Linked DNA regions of Homo sapiens: region 1 is linked to region 2. A link is a loop called in an ENCODE intact Hi-C map of the cell type or tissue named here. Cell type or tissue: ascending aorta. All regions are shown on one strand. Each heading gives the region's core, and the rest is flanking DNA. Links, peaks and the distances in the headings are about the cores only.

The links. Hi-C counts contacts between places; a loop is a spot of excess contacts. Peaks named below come from ENCODE experiments on the same cell type or tissue, not always from the same donor. Only the 100,000 strongest peaks of a DNase experiment are listed, where the experiment ranks them.
Region 1: it touches region 2 in a loop (5-fold over the local background); 41 of 110 quality-filtered maps call a loop at or near these places.

The regions. Positions count from the first base shown.
Region 1 is chr16:24,500,102-24,511,504 of GRCh38, forward strand. No RefSeq gene overlaps it. Among named protein-coding and RNA genes, the nearest start is that of RBBP6, 34 kb to the right of the region's middle. In ascending aorta, for the core only: a CTCF peak has its summit at 4,844 (motif pointing left); a DNase peak (open chromatin) is centred at 4,840.
Region 2 is chr16:23,794,572-23,805,974 of GRCh38, forward strand. No RefSeq gene overlaps it. Among named protein-coding and RNA genes, the nearest start is that of PRKCB, 36 kb to the right of the region's middle. RefSeq lists a cis regulatory region at 8,927-9,333. In ascending aorta, for the core only: a CTCF peak has its summit at 7,032 (motif pointing right); a DNase peak (open chromatin) is centred at 7,040.

The sequences.
Region 1 (11,403 bases), core at 3,847-6,346, 700 kb after region 2:
GCTTGTAGGGGTAAAGCTGGGTCTAGAGAGGGCTCAAAAGTACTGCTTCCCCATATCCATCAGTTCAAAGAGTGCCTGGCCTCGATCATAGACTAGGGCAGAGCTGGCCTCCAGCATCTGTCCAAGAATGTGACCCAGACCTCCTGCCCCAGAACCTCCTAAGGGTGAGAACAGGCCTTTGGGACTCTGCCTCCCTCACCCTCACCACCATGACCCGGACCCTGTGTTTCTTGTTTCATTCCTTACTAGTCCAGATAGTCCAGGGTAGGAAGGCTTGGAGGGACAGAGTGTGGGATAGATGTGCACACACTGCAGCTCTGTGTCTGTGTGTGCATGCAGGGCCATGTGTGTGGGAAAGATGCAAGAAACGTCTCCCTAGGAGGGGAATACCTGCACACTGGTTGAGAACATGTTATTGTGAAAAGGTACCTTGGAAAGCGCTGTATCCATCAGCTTCATTGAGCAGATAAGGAAAATGAGGCCCAGAGAGAATAGACCTGCCCGAGGTTGGTCATGCTGGAGCTTACCCCAAGAAAAGAGAAGTAAGCGTGATGTGTATATTGGGTTGTGCACATGTGTGCTTGCCAAAAAAAAAAAGGTTTAAACACACACACACACCTCCTCCCCCACTTCTTCCTGCTACAACCATATAAGAGGAAACTGGAGTTTTTGTTTTGTTTTGTTTTGTGTTGTTGTTGTTGTTGTTTTGAGTCAGGGTCTCCTCTGCCACCCAGGTTGGAATGCAGTGGTACCACCTTGGCTCACTGCAGCCTCAACCTCTTGGGCTCAAGCCATCCTCCCACCTTAGCCTCTCAAGTAGCTGGGACTACAGGTGTGCACCACCATGCCTGGATAATTTTTTATTTTTTTACTTTTTGTAGAGATGGTGTCCCACTATGTTTTCCAGGCTGGTCTCGAACTCCTGGACTCAAGTGATCCATCCTCCTCAGCCTCCCAAAGTGATGGGATTACAGGCATGACCCACCATACTCAGCCCCAGGAGTCTTGATTTATGCCCCTGAAATGGTTTGGGTCCATGTCCCCACCCAAATCTCATGCCAAATCGTAATCCCCAATGTTGGAGGCCGGGCCTGGTGGGAGGTGATTGGATCATGGGGGTGGATTTCCCCCTTGGTGCTGCTCGTGAGTGCTCATGAGATCTGGTTGTTTATTTTGGTTTTGTTTTTTGTTTTGTTTTGTTGAGACGGAGTCTTGCTCTGTCGCCCAGGCTAGAGTGCAGTGGCATGATCTCAGCTCACTGCAACCTCTGCCTCCTGGGTTCAAGCGATTCTCTTGCCTCAGCCTCCTGAGTAGCAGGGATTACAGGCATCCACCACTACATCCAGCTAATTTTTGTGTGTGTCTGTATTTTTGTAGAGACAACATTTCACCATGTTGGCCAGGCTGGTCTTGAACTCCTGACTTCAGGTGATCCGCCTGCCTTGGCCTCCCAAAGTGCTGGGATTATAGGCATGAGCCACCGCACCCAGCATGAAATCTGGTTGTTTAAAGTGTATCACCTCCCACCTCTCTCTCCTCCTCCTACACCAGCCATGTAAGATGTGCCTGCTTCCCCTTCTTCCATGACTGTAAGTTTCCTGAGGCCTCCCCAGCCATGCTTCTTGTAGAGCCTGCAGAACCATGAGACAATTAAAACTCTTTTCTTTATAAATTACTCAGTTTCAGTTTTTTTTTTAATGGCAGTGTGATAATGGACTAATACAGCACCTGATCCTCAGTCTGTCCAAGAATGTGACCCAGACCTCCCAGGCTGCAGTGCAGTGGCTTGATCTCGGCTCACTGCAACCTCTGCCTCCTGGGTTCAAGTGATTCTTTTGCCTCAGCCTCCCCAGCAGCTGAGACTACAAGCGTACACCACTGTGCCCAGCTAATTTTTGTATTTTTAGTAGAGACAGGGTTTTACCATGTTGCCCAGGCTGGTGTTTTTTGTTTATTAAGAGATGGGGTCTCCCTATATTACCCAGACTGAACTCAACCTCCTGGGCTCAAGCAATCCAGAAGAGCAAAAGAGAAGAGCATGGCATGGCCACAGCGAGTTCCACTTCTTTTTTTTTCTGAGATGGAGTCTCACTCTGTCACCCAGGCTGGAGTGCAGTGGCGCAACCTCGGCTCACTGCAAACTCTGCCTCCCAGGTTCATGCCATTCTCCTGCCTCAGCCTCCCAAGTAGCTGGGACTATAGGCACCCATCACCACGCCCAGCTAATTTTTTTTATTTTCAGTAGAGATGGGATTTCACCACGTTGGCCAGGATGGTCTCAATCTCCTGACCTTGTGTTCCGCCCGCCTCGGCCTCCCAAAGAGCTGGGATTACAGGCGTGAGCCACTGCACCTGGCCCAGCGAGTTCCACTTCTAAGTGGGCAAGGATCAAATACACAGAAAACGCACATGGATGGTGGGGCCAGCCAAGGGTGGGACTGTTGAGGCTGGAACTCCATAATGGCCAGCTTGTCTCATGCTGGACTTGAAGTTCTTGAGAGCAGGCTCCTACTTTTTTTTTTTTTTTTTTTTTTGAGACGGAGTTTAGCTCTGTCACCCAGGCTAGAGTACAGTGGTGCAATCTCAGCTTACTGCAACCTCCACCTCCCAGGTTCAAGTGAATCTCCTACCTCAGCCTCCCAAGTAGCTGGGATTACAGGCATGCACCAGCATGCCCAGCTAATTTTTGTATTTTTAGTAGAGACGGGGTTTTGCCATGTTGGCCAGGCTGGTCTGGAACTCCTGACCTCAAATGATCAGCCTGCTTCAGCCTCCCAAACTGCTGGGATAACAGGTGTGAGTCACCATGCCCAGCCTCTAATGCACAAGTGTTCAGCAATGAACGCATGCATCCATGAATGAATGGCTGCTTGACAGTCATTAGCAAATGATTGAAGTTCTGCACTTTCAATGGGAATATAGACTTACACTTTAAGGGACATTCAGTGGGAAGCATCAGGCAGCCATCAGCATTTATTTCTTAAGCATCTAACATATGCCAGGCTGTTCTGGACATTAGAAATTCCTTCCTTCCTTCCTTCCCTCCTTCCCTCCCTCCCTCCCTCCCTCCCTCCTTTCTTTCCTTCCTTCCTTCCTTCCTTCCTTCTTTCTTTTTCTTTCCAGACAGAGTCTCCCAGGCTGGAGTGCAGCGATACAATCATAACTTACTGCAGGCTTAAACTCCTGGGCTCAGTCAGCCTCCTGCCTCAGCCTCCTGAGTAGCTGGGACTACACATGCATGCCACCTCATATGGCTAATTTTTTAATTTTTGCAGATACAGGGCTTCACTATGTTGCCCAGGCTGGTCTCGAACTCCTGGGCTCAAGTGATCCTCCACCTCAGCCTCCCAAAGTGATAGGATGACAGGCGTGAGCCACTATGCCTGGCCAAGAAGGAAACTTTCCTCCAGGAACTCACATTCCAGAGGAGACAGAAGAGGAGTCAGAGAGATTGGAGAGTGGCCTGTGAGAAAAATTCTACATTTTACAGTAGAAGAAACTGAGGCTCAGCAAAGTACATACTTACCCAGGCCACACGGCTGGCAAACAGCAGTGCCAAGATTTGAACCCATGTCTGTGTGACCCCCAAAGAGCCACAGACAGAGATAAATGAAGGAGGGAGGTGGAGAGTTTTCTCCCTGGTTCAACGAACCCAAAAGATGTGTCTCAAAGACCAAAAACATCCGCACCTGGGGGCCGGGCACGGTGGCTCACACCTGTAATCTCAGCACTTTGGGAGGCCGAGGCAGGCAGATCACCTGAGGGCAGGACTTCAAGACCAGTGTGTCCAACGTGGCAAAATCTTGTCTCTACTAAAAACACAAAAATTAGCCGGGCATGGTTGCACCTACCTACAGTCCTAGCTACTAAGGAGGCTGAGGCAGGAGAATCACCTGAACCCAGGAGGTGGAGGTTACAGTGAGTCAAGAGCACCCCACTGCACTCCAGCCTGGGCAACAGAGCAAGACTCCATCTCAAAACAACAAACAACAACAACAAAAATATCTGCACCTGGGAAATGCTCAAAGCCTTTTGTATTTCATAGATCCCAGGCCTGAAATATATCAGCTGGTTCCTAATGGCAGTCAGGCTCTTGCCAATCTCAGCATCACACTGTGATTAAGAGCCCAGTGCTACATCTCCGTGCCGGCTTTTCATCTGTAACATGAAACTATACCTACCCCATAGAGTGTTACAATCATGAAATCAGTTAATAAGTGTAAAATTATTTAAGTTCCCAATACATCGTCAATACTCGGAAATTGTTATTATTACCTCCAGCTTTCGCTTTCTTTTGTGTCCTTTGTTCCCTGATGATTTCTCAGAAGTAACTCAATAAATTTGCCCTCCATACAAATCTCCATTCTCTTAGTCTAGTGATAAAATCCGAGGGTTGGTTGAGAAGGACAGAGAGCAACCTTGGAAAATGTGTTTGTATGACCAGCGCGGTTTCACAGGTTAAGTCATCTTCCCCTCCCGACACTTTTTTCAGGCTGGGTCTCGCTCTGTTTCCCAGGCTGGAGTGAAACAGCACAATCATAGCTCACTGCAGCCAGCCTAAACCTCCAGGGCTCAAGCAATCCTCCCAGCTTAGCCTCCCAAATAGCTGGGACAATAGGCCCTCGTCACAACTGCTGGCTAATTTTTTCGTATTTTGGAGCTCTCACTTTGTTGCTCAGGCTGGTCTGGAACTCCTGGGCTCCAGTGATCTTCCCGCCTCAGCTTCCCAAAGTGCAGAGATTACAGGCGTGAGCCACCGCGCCCTGCCTGGACACTTTAGAAATGGTGTTTTGGGCTGGGTTTAGGAGCTTTGAACTTTGGGGTTAGCCTGACCTCTAGTGGGCAAACAGAAAACAGTACAAAGCTGGCGGGAGATGCTCAAATGTGGCAAAGCGAAGTCCCCGCCCTGGCAGGACGCTTTATTGAGTAGCTGTTATTGACAGCTTACTAGATGTTGAATTTAAGCACCTCATTGAAGTCCACACAGATTGTAAGTGGCAGGGTTGGGGTCTCCCAAGCCTGTCTGGCCTCAGAGCCTTCTTGTTTATCCACAAGGCACAGCGCCTGGCTGGAGAAAACCATCACGTTGCATCCAGACAGGTGACCCAGTGGATAAAGCCCTTCCCTTACATCATTGAAACAACACACACATCCTGTGACAAAGGTTATTACACCCACTTCTTACACCTAGAAGCTGCAGTGCTCAACAGCCTAGCCCAAAGTCATACTCCGTCCTTCATTCAATGCTAATTTATCACTCAGTCTTCAGCATAGTGCTGGACACTGGAAATAAATGGAAAGCAAAACACACAAGATCCCTACCCTGCCCGCAAAAGGCTTGGAGATTAATCAGTTGCTACCAGAACTGAGGTCCCCGTTGCCCAGGCAAATGATCTTTTTGCTATGACACTAGGAATGCCAGCTGATTTTCTGGGTGGCTAGTTTTTGGTTTATTTGCTTGTTGTTGTTTTTTTGTTTGTGTTTTTGGTTTTTTTGAGACAGACTCTTGCTGTGTCACCCAAGCTGGAGTGCTGTGGTGTGATCTCAGCTCACTGCAACCTCTGTCTCCTGGGTTCAAGCGATTCTCGTGCCTCAGCCTCCCAAGTAGCTGAGACTACAGGCACCCACCACCATGCCTGGCTAATTTTTATTAGACGGGATTTCACCATGTTGGCCAGGCTGGTCTCAATCTCCTGACCTCAAGTGATCCACCTGCCTCAGGTGTCCCAAAGTACTGGGATTACAGTTGTGAGCCACTGCACCTGGCCTGGTCTTCTTACCTGGACTAGAAATTCAGCAAAGATGGGGATACTAGGGCTTAATTTTCTTTTACTCTATCCACAGATCCAGAGCCTGAGTCCAGTTCTGCCTGACTCCAAATTTCACCTTTTTTTCCCTTTTCTTTTCTTTTTTTTTTTTTTTTAATGAGACAAGGTCTTGCTCTGTCACCCAAGCTGGAGTGCAGTGGCACGATTATGACTCACTGCAGCCTCAATCTCCCAGGCTCAAGCAATCCACCCACCTCAGCCTTCCAAGAAGTTGAGACTATAGGCGCACACCACGCCTGGCTAATTTTTTTTATTTTTCATTTTTTAAAAATGTTTTGTAAAGATGGGGTTTCACTGTGTTGCCCAGGCTGATCTTGAACTCCTGGGCTCAAACAACCCTCCCATCTTGGCCTTCCAAAGTGCTAGGATCACAGGCATGAGTCACTGAGCCCTCTTTTCTTTTCCCTTAATTTTTATCTTAAGGACGGGATCTTGCTCTGTTGCCGAGACTAGAGTGCAGTGGCACAATCATAGCTCACTGCAGCCTCAGACTCTTGGCCTCAACCAATCCTCCTGTCTCAGCCTCTCACGTAGCTGGAACTATAGGCACAAATCACCACGCAATCTCACACTTTTAACCACTGCACTATAATACTTTGTCCCTGACTTCTGGGCACTGTTGTTTGATCTACAAAGTTCCATGTGGTTCCATGTACTTACATATGCGTTGTTGGTCTGCGAGTTGGTTTCCTGAGATAATTTTTTTTTTTTTAGACGAAGTCACTCTGTCACCCAGGCTGTAGTGCAGTGGCACGATCTCAGTTCACTGCAACCTCCACCTCCCGGGTTCAAGGGATTCTCCTGCCTCAGCCTCCTGAGTAGCTGGGACTACAGCAATGTGCCGCCCCACCCAGCTACATTTTGTAAAGTTAGTGGAGACGATGTTTCACTATGTTGGTCAGGCTGCTCTTGAACTCCTGACCTCAGGTGATCTGCCCACCTCGGCTTCCCAAAGTGCTGGGATTACAGGCGTGAGCCCCCTCCCACCTGGCCCCTGAGATAAGGATTAAAGTGCAAATCATTTATCTGAGAATTGACCCCAGGAAGCACTGTGGGGGAATGGGGAAGTATATTAGTCTGCTAAAGCTGCCAAAACAAAATGCCATAGACTGGGTGGCTTAAACAACAGGAATATACTTTCTCACAGTTCTGGAGGCTGGAAGTTCAAGATCAAAGTGCTGGCAGGGTTGGTTTCCTCAGAGGCCTCTCTCCTTGGCTGCAGGTGGCTGACCTCCTGCTGCCTTTTCACATGGTTGTCTGTCTGTGCAGCAGATGCCTGGTGTCTCTCGGTGTCCTAATCTCCTCTGTTAAGTACAACCGTCGGATTGGATTAGGGCCCACCCTTACAGCCTCATTTTAGCTTATTAACCTCTTGAAAAGCCCTATTTCCAAATGCAGTCACGTTCTGAAGCACTGGGGGTTGAGACTTCAACATGTGAATTGGGAGGGGAGCACACAGTTCAGTCCCTAACAGGAAGTAAGACGGGAGGGAAAGACACAATGAAAGGGCATTTGACTAAGTAGGTTACTGCTGTGGGGAACCGGGGCTGATCCCACTGGGTACATCTGAGACAGTTTAGGACACTCTCTCATGCCTGTAATCCCAGGACTTTGGGAGGCCGAGGCGGGCGGATCACAAGGTCAGGAGTTTGAGACCAGCCTGGTCAACATAGTGAAACCCCATCTCTACTAAAAATACGAAAATTTAGCCAGGCGTGGTGGCGTGTGCCTGTAGTCCCAGCTACTCAGGAGGCTGAGGCAGGAGACTCACTTGAACCTGGGAGACAGAGGTTGCAGTGAGCAGAGATTGCACCATTGCACTCCAGCCAGGGCAACAGTGCGGGACTCTGTCTCAAGAAAAAAAAAAAAAAACACTCTCAAGCTAAGTGTGATGGCTCACGCTTGTAATCCCAGCACTTGGGGAAGCCTAAACGGGCGGATCCCTTGAGTCCAGGAGTTCAAGTCTAGCTTGGGCAACATAGAGAGCCCTCATCTCTACCAAAAGAAAATGAAGAAATAAGGCTAGTGCAGTGGCACTCACCTGTAGTCCCGTCTACTCTAGAGGCTGAGGTGGGAGGATCGCTTGAGCCCAGGAGGTCAAGATTGCAATGAGCTGTGATTGCACCACCGTACTCCAGCCTGGGCCACAGAGAAAGACCTTGTCTAAAAAATAAATAAATAAAAATAAAATAAACACTCTCAGGGTGATCCTTCCCTGCTGAGGAACAAGGAGTGGGGTGTTTATCTTTCATTGCCCATCTGTGTTGTCAATGGCTGCTTCCAGGACATTAGCTCCCCAGCACTCACAGTCTAAGAGAAAGTATTCGGGCTGACAGATGCAGCTGCTCACAGCAGGATGCAGTCAGCATGAAAAGGGACAGTGAGTGCGTGAGGATTTGGGTGGGGCACTGACTGTCTTGCTATGCCACCCCATAAACCCCCTAAGTCCATCAGATTCTTTTTTTTTGAAATAGGATCTTGCCCTATCACCCAGGCTGGAGTGCAGTGGCCCAATTGTAGCTCACTGCAACCTTGACCTCCTGGGCTCAAGTGATTCTCCCACCTCAGCTTCCCAAGTAGCTGAGACTACATTTGTGCACCACCATGCCTCACTAACTTATTTAAATTATTTTTTGTAGAGACAGGGCCTCACGATGTTGCCCAGGCTGGTCTTGAACTCCTGGCCTCAAGTGATCCTCCTGCCTTGGCCTCTCGAAGTGCTGGGATTACAGGCATATGCCACAATGCTCAGCCTACCTGATTCTTATGTTATGGTACCTGGCTCTGAGCCAACTCTAGTTTGTTTCAACAGCAGATCTTTAAGTGATTTTTCTACCAATTGTATGTGCCAACAAATTGCCAAGTCAAGTCAGAGCATTTCCATTACAGCCTGCTTGGTTTCCTGTTTTAGCTACTCTTTCCATCCCAGAGCGGGAGCAATTTCACTGTCTCACATTCCAGCTCAAGCTTATGAGTCAGGACTCTTTGGGCCCAGTGCAGTGGCTCACGCCTGTAATCCCAGCACTTTAGAAGGCTGAGGCAGGCAGTTCACCTGAGGTCAGGAGTTTGAGAACAGCCTGGCCAACACGGTGAAATCCCATCTCTACTAAAAATACAAAAATTAGCCAGGCATGGTGGCATGTTTCTGTGGTCCCAGCTATTCAGGAGGCTGAGGCAGGGGAATTGCTTGAACCCAGGAGGCAGAGGTTGAAGTGAGCTGAGATTGTGCCATTGCACTCCAACCTGGGTGACAGAGCAAAACTCCATCTCAGAAAAGAAGAAAGAAAGAAAGAGAGAGAGAGAGAAAGAGAGAGAGAAAAAAAGAAAGAAAGAAAGAAAGAAAGAAAGAAAGAAAGAAAGAAAGAAAGAAAGAAAGAAAGAAAGAGAAAGAAAGAAAGAAAGAAAGAAAGAAAGAAAGAGGGAAAGAAAAAGAAGGGAAGAAAGGGAAGGGAAGAAAGGGAAGGAAGGGAAGGAGAAAAAGACAAAGAAAAAGAAAATCAGGACTCCTTGGTTCCAAGTTGCAGAACCTCAGTACAAATTGGCTTAAAAATAGAGAGGGTGGGTTTATAGGCTCAAGTTACTGAATATGCCAGGCACTACTGGATTGGGTGTCCAAAAAAGTAGCTTTGGGAATGTGTCCTTTTAAACCCCTTAGTTCAGTTTTTCTGTGCTGGCTTCTATGGAAGGCAGGCTGTCGCTATGAAGTGGCACAGATGACCCCAAGCAGCCCCAGGTCTACATCCCATGGATACCTCTACCAGTTAAGATGCCTTTTGGAGACTCATAACCAAAAAGCTGACTCAACAAGACAGACAGCACCCAGAGACAGAGTCCAGAGGTGGGCTGAGCTTTCAGCTCAGTTGATTCATCTGCACCAAGATGAATCTTTATTCTGTCTCTTTACTCTGCCCATTCACAGCACTGGCTTCATCCTCGATCTGGCTTAAATGTATTAAAGCATCCTTTTCAGAAGCTCCTAGCAAGACTTTCCTTGCACCTCTTGGCCCAAATTGATTTTAACTTGTCCACCCTTGAACTAGTCACTGCCAAGAAAATGGATTATTATGATTAACTTAAGATAATTATCTGGGGGTAATGAATTTTAGAGAGTCGACCACTATGACCACCAAGAGATGTGTCTTTCTTAATATTTTCTTAATATTTTCTCTGGCTTACTATATTGTAAAAATATAGTATATGATATATTTACCATACAAAATACGTATTCATCAACTGCCTATGTTATTGATAAGATTTCCAGTCAACAGTGGGCTATTAGTATTAATAGTTAAGTTTTGGGGAAGTCATAAGATAACATTTGCATTTTCAACTGCATGGAGGGTTGGTGCCCCAAACCTTCATGTTGTCCAAGGGTCAACTGTATATAAATTATGTTTTGTTTATTTTTTTAGAAGACTACTCTTCTTCTTCTGGTTCACATTCTCTCATGACACGCTTGACTCTTATGGGTTCCAGCGGAGTCATGGGTCCATCCATGAACCATGGCAGTGACTCTGACTGGCCAGGATTGGGTCCTACTCCTAACCCTGGAACCAGGGGACTGTGCTCAGCACCGCTAAAGCTGCATGGACTGAGAGTCAGTGAGGAGTAGCTCTTCAAAGAAAAAAAAAAAGTTCTTAAAGCAGAAAAAAAATGAAAACAGGTGCTGCTCAAGGAAAAATAACAAGTGTCCACTATTATCCCACTCCATTTGAGAGACCAATAAAGACTTTAGATAGCTTTAGACAGGTGGAGATCAAGAGTTCTGAACCCAACAGTGTGAGGCTCTGCATCCAGGAATCCAGGCTTCTAGTCAACTCCTGACCTTAGACTTCAGATTTAATAGGTTGCTGCAAAAGTAGTTGCAGTTTTTGCCATTACTTTTAAAGTTGGACTTTTCTCTCCTCTCTCTGCCTAAATTCCAGGCTGGACCACCTGCATACACCTAGAATCTTGCCTAGTTTAATATTCCCTCTCTGTAACTCAGGGATCAGAATCTCACCCTTGGACCCCAGCCTGGATGCCTGGGGCCATATCACTTCTGATAACCTATTTACCCATCTACCTTCCTGCCAGGGTCTCCAAATATCACCTCCTGGATTCCCCAGTGACCTGCTCCACCTGCCTGAGTGACCTGGCAGAGATGGCCGCCTTTTGATGGGAAACAAGACATTAGTATGGTCTTGTTGGTAAAGACAAGATGTTGGTAAACAAGACATTTATAATAACTCAGACAATTCCTCCTTCCATTGGAAGATAGCCTGGCTCCATGGGGCTACTGGGACCTGACAAGTTATGTTTAGCACTACTGTGTTTTGTTTCCTGGTTCTCAAGTTGTGGCAGAGATTCTTCAGGTTCTTACCCAGCCCATTTCTTCTTCCTCCTGAGCACAAAACTGGACTATATTTCCCAGCCTCCCTTGCAGTTAGGAGTAGTCATGTGACTGAGTCTGGCCAATAAACTGAGCATAAGCAAGGCACCACTTCCAAGACTGGCCCAGTGAAACCTCCTACATGCTGTCTTCCATTGTTTTTCCCCATCTCCCAGTTGATTAGAAAAATTCAAGATCCTAAAT
Region 2 (11,403 bases), core at 5,888-8,387:
TTGTATGCCAGGAAATGAGGTCCAAAACCAAATATAATTTTACAATATCACAAGTTGTTTCCAATGGTTGCTTATTAAGAGTAGAGCTGTGATAAACATTCATGTAGAGGTTTTTGTATGAATATAAATTTTTATTTCTCTGGGATGAATATTCAAGAGTGCAATTGCTAGGTTATATAGTAGTTGCATGTTCAGTTTGCATAGATTATGACAATGAGACAGCGAGAGAAGTCTAATGTGGCTGACTCCATCCTCACAGCCTGGATGTCTTTGCCCATTCCTGGGCATAGGCCAAGCTAACCATGGGAGGAGTTTAATTTACAGTTTAACCTTGAAGCAAGGATGGGAATAGTCTTACCTTGAAATGGATCCTTTCCTTGTGCAGGGGCTGAAACTGTCTTTGTAAGATTAATAAAAGACCACAAGATTAGGATTATGGAAGGGGCATAAATTTTAAAATGTAGATATAGTTTTTATAATCCTTTTACTGCTCTGGTATCATGTAACCAGAGGTCACGAGATTTGAGACTTTGCTAATTGCTCCTGTAGATGACAACACTATTTGTAGAATCAATCTAAGGTTGATCTTTTTTTTTTTCTTTTGGGACAGAGTCTCACTGCGTCACCCAGGCTGGAGTGCAGTGGTGCAATCTTGGCTCACTGCAACCTCTGCCTCCCAAGCTCAAGCAATTCTCATGCTTCAGCCTCCCAAGTAGCTGGGACAATAGGCATGTGCCACTGCACCCAGCTATTTTTTGTTTTTGTTTTTGTTTTTAGTAGAGATGGGGTTTCACCATGTTGGTCAGGAAGGTCTTGAACTCCCAGCCTCAAGTGATCAGCCTGCCTCAGCCTTCCAAAATGCTGGAATTACAGGCATGAGCCACTGCATCTGGCCAAGATTGATCTTTTGAGATGTTTTTCAGGCTTTTACATTCTGAGTAAAGAATGGATTGACTCCCACTGAACCCATGACTCATGATTCAATCAGTCCCGTGACCTCCACCCAGAGGCAGACTCAGTGCACGAGGGCCATTTTCCGCACACCTGTGATTGCATTTCCAATCCATCAACAGGACCCATTCCCTAATCCCCCACCCACCAATCTATCCTTGAAAAACCCTAACCTCCGAGCCTTTGGAGAGAATGATTTGAGTGATAACTCCAGTTCTCCCACGTGGCCGGCCTCACATTAATTAAACCCTTTCTTTACTGCAATTTCTTTACTGCAATATCACAGTCTCAGTGAACTGGTTTTGTTTGTGTAGTGCACAGGAAGAACCCAACAGATAATTATGCATGGATACCAAAATTGGGGGATCTCCATTACTTCTGGGCGAGAGGGGGATTTCTTGCTCCCCACTAGGCCTCCATGGATACCTTCCTAGAAAGGGCAGGAATGGCTCCATACTGCTTCCCACATGGCTTTTACTGACATCATGGACCAGGGGTGGGGTGGGGAGATAGGAGAATAGAGGGTTGGGGGGATAGGAAGTTGGGGGATGGGGGGGTTTCTTCTCATGACTGCTGGGAGGCCATAAAAATCCTAACTTTCCACTAGACCTACTATGACCCCACCCAGCAGAGAGGGAGACCTTGCTACTGACTTGTGGAGATAAAAGGCCCAGTTCCCTACCTGCCCTTCTCTGACACCACTTCTAGACATCTCATTACAGCCTAGGGAGTGTGGAATTCTAGACTATTCACTCAGCTTTGCTGCATGGCTGTGGGTGCATTCAGTTTTTTTTTTTTTTTCCTCCCCTGTGGCATTTCCTGGAGAAGAGTTATTATCATTTAAAAGTTTTCTGTCTTGCTAGGCTGCCTCTGCCTGCTCCCTTAGCTACAGAGAACACTTTTGGAAGAGCATATTTATCTGCACCTCTTGGCATTTCTGGGTTGCTGGCTTCTCCAGCTCCAAGTCTAGGCTATATCAGGCAAAAAGAAAACCCAGAGAACTCAACAATATGTCATTCCTTGAGTCCCGAGGTTCTTAACTGGCCTCTCTTCTCTCTGCCTCTCAGAGCCTTTTTTTTTTTTTTGAGCGAGGGTCTCACTCTTGTTACCCAGATTGTAGTGCAGTGGCATGATCACAGCTCACTGCAGCCTCCTCCTCCTGGGCTCAGGTAATCCTCCCACCTCAGCCTCCAGAGTAGCTGGGACTACAGGCGAGTGCCATCACTCCTGACTAATTTTTGTATTTTTTTCTCTGTAGAGACAGGGTCTCATTATATTGCCCAGGCTGGTCTCAAACTCCTGAGCTCAAATGATCCTCCCCCCTTGGCTTCCCTAAGTGCTGGGATTACAGGCATGAGCCACCATGCCTGGCTGACTTTTTTCTTCGGGAATTGTAATGTGCCCAGCTGTCAAGAATGGATCATGACTTGTGTAGGCCAACCATTGCTATCCTATTCCCCTTTGCCAGATACTCATGTTCTCAGCCTCCCTTGCACCTAAGGGTGGCCGTGTGACCCAGTTCTAACAAATGATATGCAAAAGAAGATCTTTCTGGAGCCTTCTATGAGTATTTTTGCATTTTCATTGTCTTCTTTCCTGCTGGGGACAAAAGAGAGAGGGCATGAAGGCTGGAGGTGCAGCAGCTATCTTGTGACCTTGAGGTGATAAGCCTAAGAGAAAGGCCAGGTGAATGGTTACAGATGAGCTCCCAGAGACTGCAGCCATGCATAAGCTCCTGATTAGACTCATTACCTAGCTCCAGGTTCTCACTGAGAAAACCAGAAATGTCTTCACAGTCTAAATCTTCGCTGGTTGGGGTTCTTTTTTTGGTTGTTGTTACTTGCAACCAGACATATTTTGATTGATTCAGGGAGGGAGGAGTTTATGATGCAGGGAAATAGCTGCTAATAAATTAATTACAGAGTGGATGTAACACAAACTGATGTTTCTCAAGTATTTCAAAGGAAGATGATTCTTGAAAGGGAAGGAGGGAAGCTGGAACTAGGGTTTTGGATCATAAACACTGAATAAATTATATGTTTTCACAATAATAGACGTGAGCCAGCAATCCAGGGTGGGAAGGGAGATTGGAGTGAAAGAAGCCACTTGAGTTCTCTCTGGCCTTAAGGGCCTGGAACTGGGAGTTATTTCTAGTGAAAGCTCCCATTTGAGAGGGCCCTGAGGAGCTACCCCTGGGAGAACTCTGTCTTAGCAGCAGTCACAAGAGATGCAAAAATGTGGTCAGGGGCTAAAGAAAGATGGACGCTCTTCAGGATTCAGTAAACTACCGAGGGAAGCAAAGGATGCTTCTTGATTTCCAACAATAAGGACGTTTTTGATCTCAAATAATAACTCAAGAAGTAGACAGCTATGGGTTAGTTTGGAGAATACCTAGATCACCAGGAACATCAAGGTTGTGTGACCAGTTGCCTGCCATCCACATGGAAAATCCAGCTTGGGAAATGGACTCTGTCTCTCAGTCTCTCACATTCACTCAATACAAGTGCTCCTGGGTCAAAGAAAGAAAAGAGGCTCTGGAACATGGCTGGGCGCAGTGGCTCACGCATGTAGTCCCAGCATTTTGGGAGGCCGAGGCAGGTGGGTCATTTGAGGACAGGAGTTCGAGACTAGCCTGACCAACATGGTGAAACCCTGTCTCTATTAAAAATACAAAAAATTGGTAAGACGTGGTGGCACATGCCTGTAGTCCCAGCTACTTGGGAGGCTGAGGCAGGAGAATCGCTGGAACCCGAGATGTGGAGGTTGCAGTGAGCCAAGAGAGTGGGTGCCATTGCACTCCAGCCTGGGCGACAGAGTGAGACTCTGTCTAAAAAAAAGAGAGACACTCTGGAACATTCTGGAAAGGGGATATTTAAAAGATTATTATTATTTTAGAGACAGGGCCTTGGTCTGTCTTCCAGGCTGGAGTGCAATCATAGCTTACTGCAGCCTTGAACTCTTGGGTTCAAGCAATTCTCAACCTTCCAAGTAACTGTGACTACAGATGTACCCCATCACAGTGGATTAATTTTTTTTTTTTTTTTTTTTTTGGGTAGAGACAGGGTCTTGCTGTGTTGCTTAGGCTGGTCTTGAACTCCTGAGTTCAAGCAATTCTCCTGCCTCAGTTTCCCGAAGTGTTGGTATTACAGGTGTGAGCCACTGTGTGTGACCTTAACAGTTTAAAATAGAGTTGGAAGAACTAGAGGAAAGAAGGAAATGTTGGGAAAGGTGTAGTGGCTCGAGGGATGATCCTTGCAGATTTGAAAACGTTGCTTCTCAGAAGTGATATCTCTGGAAATGAGGATTTCTGTAAAGTGGGAGGGTAATTGTTCACCAGGATACGAAATATTTCTAAAGGGGAAATAATGTCACATTTAATCTTTTTTTCCTTCCAATAATAATTTTCTCTCATTGTAAAAGTAGGGCATGTCCTTAAAGAAAATGTAGAAAGTACAAGTACAAGAAAAAAAAGAAGAAAAATAAATCGCTCATATTTCTGCTACACTAACAAAGCCGCTTCCTTTATTGATTATGTTTATTTTACATTATTTTTAAAGCCATAGGCTGGGTGCCATGGCTCAAGCCTGTAATCCCAGTTCTTTGGGGGGTTGAGGTGGGCAGATCACTTGAGGCTGGGAGTTCAAGACCAGCCTGGCCACCATAGTGAAACCCATCTCTGCTGAAAATACAAATATTAGCTGGGTGTGGTGGCACATGCCTGTAATCCCAGCTACTCAGGAGGCTGAGGCAGGAGAATCGCTTGAACCCAGAAGGTGGAGGTTGCAGTGAGCCGAGATCGTGCCATTGCACTCCAGCCTGGGCAACAGGAATAAAAAATGAAAAACAAAAACAAAAACAAACCATGCTACAAAGCTTGATATTTTGTGTTCTGTTTTCTTTTTACTTTCCCATTTCCATTATATTGTGAACAGTTTTGCTTATTATTATTACAGACTTTTGGCCAATATCATTTTTAATGCCGCTTACTAATATATGAAGTGCATGTACTATAATTTCCTGAATAAATCTTTTCCATTAGTTGGACAATTAGGTTGTTTCCAGTTTCTCTCTACTAAAATTGATGTTTCAGTGAAAATTGCCATGAGAATGCCCACCGTCACCACTCACCAAGCACTTATTGTGCTGCGTGGCTTCCATTCCACATTTATTTCATCCTCACAACAACCCAATGAGGCAGACGTTATTGTGGTTTATTTCCTTTTCTTTTTATTAAATTATGAAAATAAAATGTGTCTCTGTAAAAGCAATTCAAGCAGAACCAAAGGGGCCTAAGGGGAAAGACCAAGCCCTTCCTCCCCTTTCCCTCCAATCTCACCGCTGCAATTCCCCAGAGATAACACTCATACATTTCTTGTATACCCTTCCAGAAATTTTTTGTCCATATCCAAACACATTGGGAAATGGACTCTGTACTGGCATTTCATGGCATGTATTTTACTCTGAAACTTCCTATTAGTCTGAGTGACATATCTCAAATGTCTTTTTTTTTTTTTTTTTTTTTTTTTTGAGACGGAGTCTCGTTCTGTCTTCCAGGCTGGAGTGCAGTGGTGCAATCTTGGCTCACTGCAACCTCCGCCTCCTGGGCTCAAGCGGTTCTCATGCCTCAGCCTCCCAAGTAGCTGGGACTACAGGTGTGTACCACGGCACCCTGCTAATTTTTGTATTTTTAGTAGAGACTGGCTTTTGCCATGTTGACCAGGCTGGTCTCAAACTCCTGACCTCATGATCTGCCTGCATTGGCCTCCCAAAGTGCTGGGATTACAGGTATGAGCCACCGTGCCTGGCCTCAAATGTCTTTCTATGTCAGAAAATTTCAATCCTATGAGCTGGCTATAATTATTTTCATTTTACACTTGACTAAATGAAGGCTTAGGAGGTGAAAGACTATGCTGTTGAATTGCATTGTGTGCCCAGAAAAAGATATGTTGATGTCCTTCTTATCCTCCAGTACCCCAGATGTGAGCTTAATTTGGAAATAGAGTCATTGAGGTAATTAGTTAAGATGAGGCTGTACAGGAGTAAGGTGGGCCATAATCCAATACAACTGGTGTGCTTATAAAAAGGGGCGATGTGGACACAAAATAGACAGGCATAGGAGGAAGATGTCATAAGAGACACAGAAAGAAGGCCATGTGAAGATGGAAGATTGGAGTGATACATCTGCAGCCATGGAGAGATTGCTGGAAACCACCAGAAACTGGGAAGAAGCAAAGGAGTCCCCTGCAGGTTTCAGAGAAGGCATGGCCTGGCCGACACCTTGATTTCAGATTTCTTGCCTCCAAAACTGAAACATACTTTATTATTTATTTATTTATTTATTTTGTAGAGATAGGGTCTTGCTATGTTGCCCAGGCTGGTCTTGAATTCCTGGGCTCAAGTGATCCTCCTGCCTCCAATTCCCAAAGCACTGGGATTACAGGTGTGAGCCACTGTGCCTAGCTCTTTTTTTTTTTTTTGAAATGGGGTCTCCCTCTGTCGCCCAGGCTGGAGTGCAGTGGTGCAATCTCAGCCCACTGCCACCTCTGCCTCCTGGGCTCAAGCGATTCTCCTGCCTCAGCCTCTCAAGTAGCTGAGATTCCAGGTGCCCTCCACGACGCCTGGCTAATTTTTGTATTTTTAGTAGAGATCAAGTTTCTCCACATTGGCCAGGCTGGTTTTGAACTCCCGATCTCAAGTGATTGGCCTGCTTTGGCCTCCCAAAGTACTGGGATTACAGGCGTGAACCACAGCGACCGACTGGCTCAGCTCATTTTTTAAAAACCACCCAGTTTGTGTGACTTTGTTAAGGCAGCCCTAAGAAACCCAAACACATGTCAAAGTTTCAAAACTCGTAGGTAGCAGAGCTGGAATTTGAACTCAGGTAGGTGTGACCCTAAGGCCAATGCATTTAAACGAACAGGATCTATCTATTTTCTTTTTTGAGCGAACCCCTGTATATAGTGCTTAGCCTGTGCCAGGCTCTAGGCTAAGCATTGGCATGTATCTCTCTGAAACTGGCATTTCGCCTTCTGGGCAGTGCAGTAATTTCCTCCTTGAGGTTGTCTGGTGGCTTCCACCAGGGGGCAGACCTGGGCTTTCGTGCACAGGCAGGAAAATAACACACAAGGCAGGAGGTGGACTTTTCCCTTCCCTTCCCTTCCCTTCCCTTCCCTTCCCTTCCCTTCCCTTCCCTCCCCTCCCCTCCCCTCCCCTCCCCTCCCCTCCCCTCCCCTCCCGTCTTCCCTCCCCTCCCCTCCCCCCCCCTTCCCTTCCCTTCCCTTCTTTCCTTCTTTCCTTTCTCTCTTTCTCTCTTTCTATCTTTCTTTCTTTCTTTCTGACGGAGTCTTGCTCTGTCCCCCAGGCTAGAGTGCAGTGGCGCTATCTTGGCTCACTGCAACCTCGGTCTCCTGGGTTAAAGCGATTCTCCTGCCTCAGCCTCCCAAGCAGCTGGGATTACAGGCGTCTGCCACCACACGTGGCTAATTTTTGTCTTTTTAGTAGAGACGGGATTTCACCATGTTGGCCAGGCTGGTCTCGAACTCCTGACCTCATGATCCACCCACCTCGGCCTCCCAAAGTGTTGGGATTACAGGTGTGAGCCACTGTGCCTGGCCAGGAGGTGGACTTTCTGGCAGTTCCCTCTGTAGAGATTGTCTGTAGGTTTGGTCTACCAAAGCAAAGACCACATTAAAAACAAAAAAACAAAAAACAAAAAACAAAAAAAAAAAAAAAAAAAAAAGAGAGAGAGAGAGGATCGACCCAGACGATTGAGTGCAAATAAACTTCCATGTTTTCTGAGGGAGAGAGAGCCAAACACCAGGGGTACAGGCAGTCTGATTTCCAGAGAGGGACTCTGTCATGGATGTGATGGGAGATGTGTTATCTGCTTTTTCTCCAAACAGATCCTGAACCCATTCTCACTCAGCAAGCTTCTGATGAAAAAACAACGAACATTTGTGTCATAGGCACAATTCTAGAGATGGTCATCCAATAATTAATCTTGCCGGGTGCGGTGGTTCAAGCCTGTAACCCCAGCACTTTGGGAAGCCAAGGCAGGAGGATCTCTTGAGTCCAAGAGTTTGAGACCAGCCTGGGTAACATAGAAAGACCCTGTCTCTAAAAAAAAAAAAAAAAAAAATTAAAAAATTAGCCAGACATGGTGGTGCACGCCTGTAGTCTCGGCTACTTGGGAGGCTGAATTGGGAGGATCACTCGAGTCCTGTAGTTTGAGGCTGCAGTGAGCTATGATCATGCCACTGCCCTCCAGCCTGGGCAACAAAGCCAGACCTTGTCTCTAAAAAACAAATAAAAAATTAATCTGCCTTTTTGTGCAATGGTCTCAGCAGCAGCAGCCGTATCTATACCACATGACCTTATACCCCTAGCTGAAGCAGAGCTTAGGGTTTTGACATGAGAGATGTAAAAGTGGCCCCTTAGGAGGAAGTTTGCACATTCCTGCTGCTGAGTTTCTGCAGCTGCCCTGGTTGCTGGCCCTGCTAAGCCCTGGTTGTTCAGCCCTTCCTTGGATTCTGTTAATATACCCAGTATCCATCCCATAATCTTTCTTTTTACAATGCCTTTTAAGCCAGTCGTAGTTAGTTTCTATTACTTGCAAAAGCACAAAACAAAAAAAACCCTGAATTTATATGAATAAGAATAGAAAAAATAAATGATTAAGTATATTATTTAAAGCCATGCAGGCAATTAAAAAGTTATAAATAATAAAGTCATTAGAACAACCAGCACCCAGAAAAGAGGTGGAGGTTCTCAATAAATATTTATTCAGTGACCGCAGGAATTTACCCACAATAATATCAAACAAAACTGATGTAGAAACAAGGGAAAAGGGGATAATAAGGCTGAACTAAATTTCGCTCTTTTCAATGGAGACAATATGGTTTTAAGTTGATCAATCAAAACACAGAAGCACAATCATATTATTTAGAATTATAGTGTGAACGCCAGAGTTAAAACAAGAAAACGTTTTCTGAGGAGTGGGAGAGTGTTTTTCTGTCTCCTTCTAAACATCTCCTTCTAAACTCTCAACCCTTTAATAATTTGGCAGAGGGTTCTAAGCTTGTTTGGAAACCCAGGCTGCGAGGGAGTAGGACTGAAATCCAGAACTCGCCCGGGTCACCGGCACGAGGCACATCCTCCCAGAAGGGGGTGCTGCTTTCTGATGTGCACAGAGGTGCTCACAGGCCAGACTCCACCTCCTGTTTGCCAGTCCCATAGGAGACAATGGTATCTCATTATTGTTTCAATGTGCATCTCCTTAATTGTGTGTGAGATCGAGTGGTTTCTCCCGTGTCTATAAGCCATGTGAATTGCCTCTTCATGTCCTTTGCACTAAATGGAAGCTGTGTCTCATCTCGTTCAGAACTTTCTTTTTCTTATCTGATCGTTTTATTACTCAGCTCCTCAGTTTAGCTCATTTTTGGCATACTAGCTGGGTTTTAAATTCTCCTTTCCTCTTCCTTCTTCTCCTCTACCCCTCTCTTCCTCCTCTATCCCTCTCTCCTTCTTTACAGATTTGATTTTGTAAATACCTCCCAGAATCCTAACACTCCTGCTTAGTTCCTTGCAACAGTGTTTGGGGAATCATACATACCAATGACAGGAATACATCTCGTATCGGTTACAAAATATAAAATGACCATCTTCCTTTTGTTCAGTGCCATTTACTTCTGCAAACATCCCTCCATTCTTTCTAGCTCTTCCACAAACCCTCTGCATTCTCCTATGGGCTTAGATTTTTAGGGCAAAAGCCAAGACATCTTGGAGATTATTGTGCTTTTCAGACCTGCCACAAACCCCCTCAGAGACTAGGACTTTCAAAGTTGACTTTCTGCTTGCTTGGCTGGGGGAAAGACAGTGGGGAGAGGAAAAGTGTATAAAAATCCATAAATTAAAGTCAAAATGTTATTCAATTACATTTGGGTAAACCCAGAAACAATTCTGGAAGCACTTGAAGGCAATATTTATCAGTGATTAGCCCGGGGGGATTTTATGTCTTACTTTGTATAATTTTCTATAAATTAGGATTATGCATGAGTTTTACTTTATTTTCCCCCCTTGGGCATCTCTCATATATATATATATACACGTATATATATATATATACACGTATATATATATACACTTGTATATATATACACATATATATACACGTATATATATATACACACGTATATATATACATATATATACGTGTGTATATATATATACGTGTGTATATATATATATATAATTTTTTTTAAGTGAGGTCTTGCTCTGTTGCCCAGGCTGGAGTGCAGTGGTGCAATCTTGGCTCACTGCAACCTCCGCCCCCCAGGTTCAAACGATTCTCCTGTCTCAGCCTTCTGAGTAGCTGAGATTACAGGCATGTGCCACCACGTCTGGCTAATTTTTGTATTTTTAGTAGAGACGGGTTTCCCCATGTTGGCCAGCTGGTCTGGAGCTCCTAACCTCAGGTGATCTGCCTGCCTCGGCCTCCCAAAGTGCTGGGATTACAGGCATGAGCCACTGCACCTGGAAATATTTTTCTTTTTAAAAATTTTTTTCTGGCCGGGCACAGTAGCTCATGCCTGTAATCCCAGCTACTCAGGAGGCTGAGGCAGGAGAATCACTTGAACCTGGGAGAAAAAAAAGGAAAGGAAATTTTAAAAAAATGTTTTTTAAAAATTCCTTTCTTTTTTTTTTTTTTGAAACAGGGTCTCACTCTGTAACCCAGGCTGGAGTGCAGTGGCACAATCTTGACTTGCTGCATCCTCAACCTCCCGGGCTCAAGCAATTTTCCCACTTCAACCTCCTAAGTAGCTGGGGTGACAGGCTTGCACCACCATGTCTGGCCAATTTTATAATTTTTGGTAGAGATGAGGTCTCACTATATTGCCTAGGCTGGTTTTGAACTCCTGGACTTAAATGATCCTCCCGTCTCTGCCTCCCAAAGTGCTGGAATTACAGGCATGAACCACCACTCCCGGCTCTCCTAATATTTTTTATTTGAATATTTTCTAGAAAAATAACATCGTAAAATTCAGAGTAACAAAATGTATACAATGAACACCTAATTTCTCTCTTACTTTCACCCAAGAAACAATTACAATTAATGTTCTCTTATGTAAATTCCTTGTGATATGATCTTTGTAGTGTCTCTATGTGTGTGTCTCTATCTCAATCTCTAACTCTGGATATCATCCTCCATTCTTTTTACACAAGTGGGTATGTCACCTACAGACTTTTATGTCCCCAGTGCTACAACTTGTAAATTGCTTAATGTCAGAGCCCATAAAAATCTACCTCATTTAAAAAAATGGCTGTGTAGCATTCTTCTGTGGAAGTTCTGTAATATAACAAACACTCTCCCATTGAGTGGGAAACATTGTTTCTCATCTTTTGCTACTATTAATAATGTCAAAAGAAATAACTTTGAGCAAATATCTTTACTCA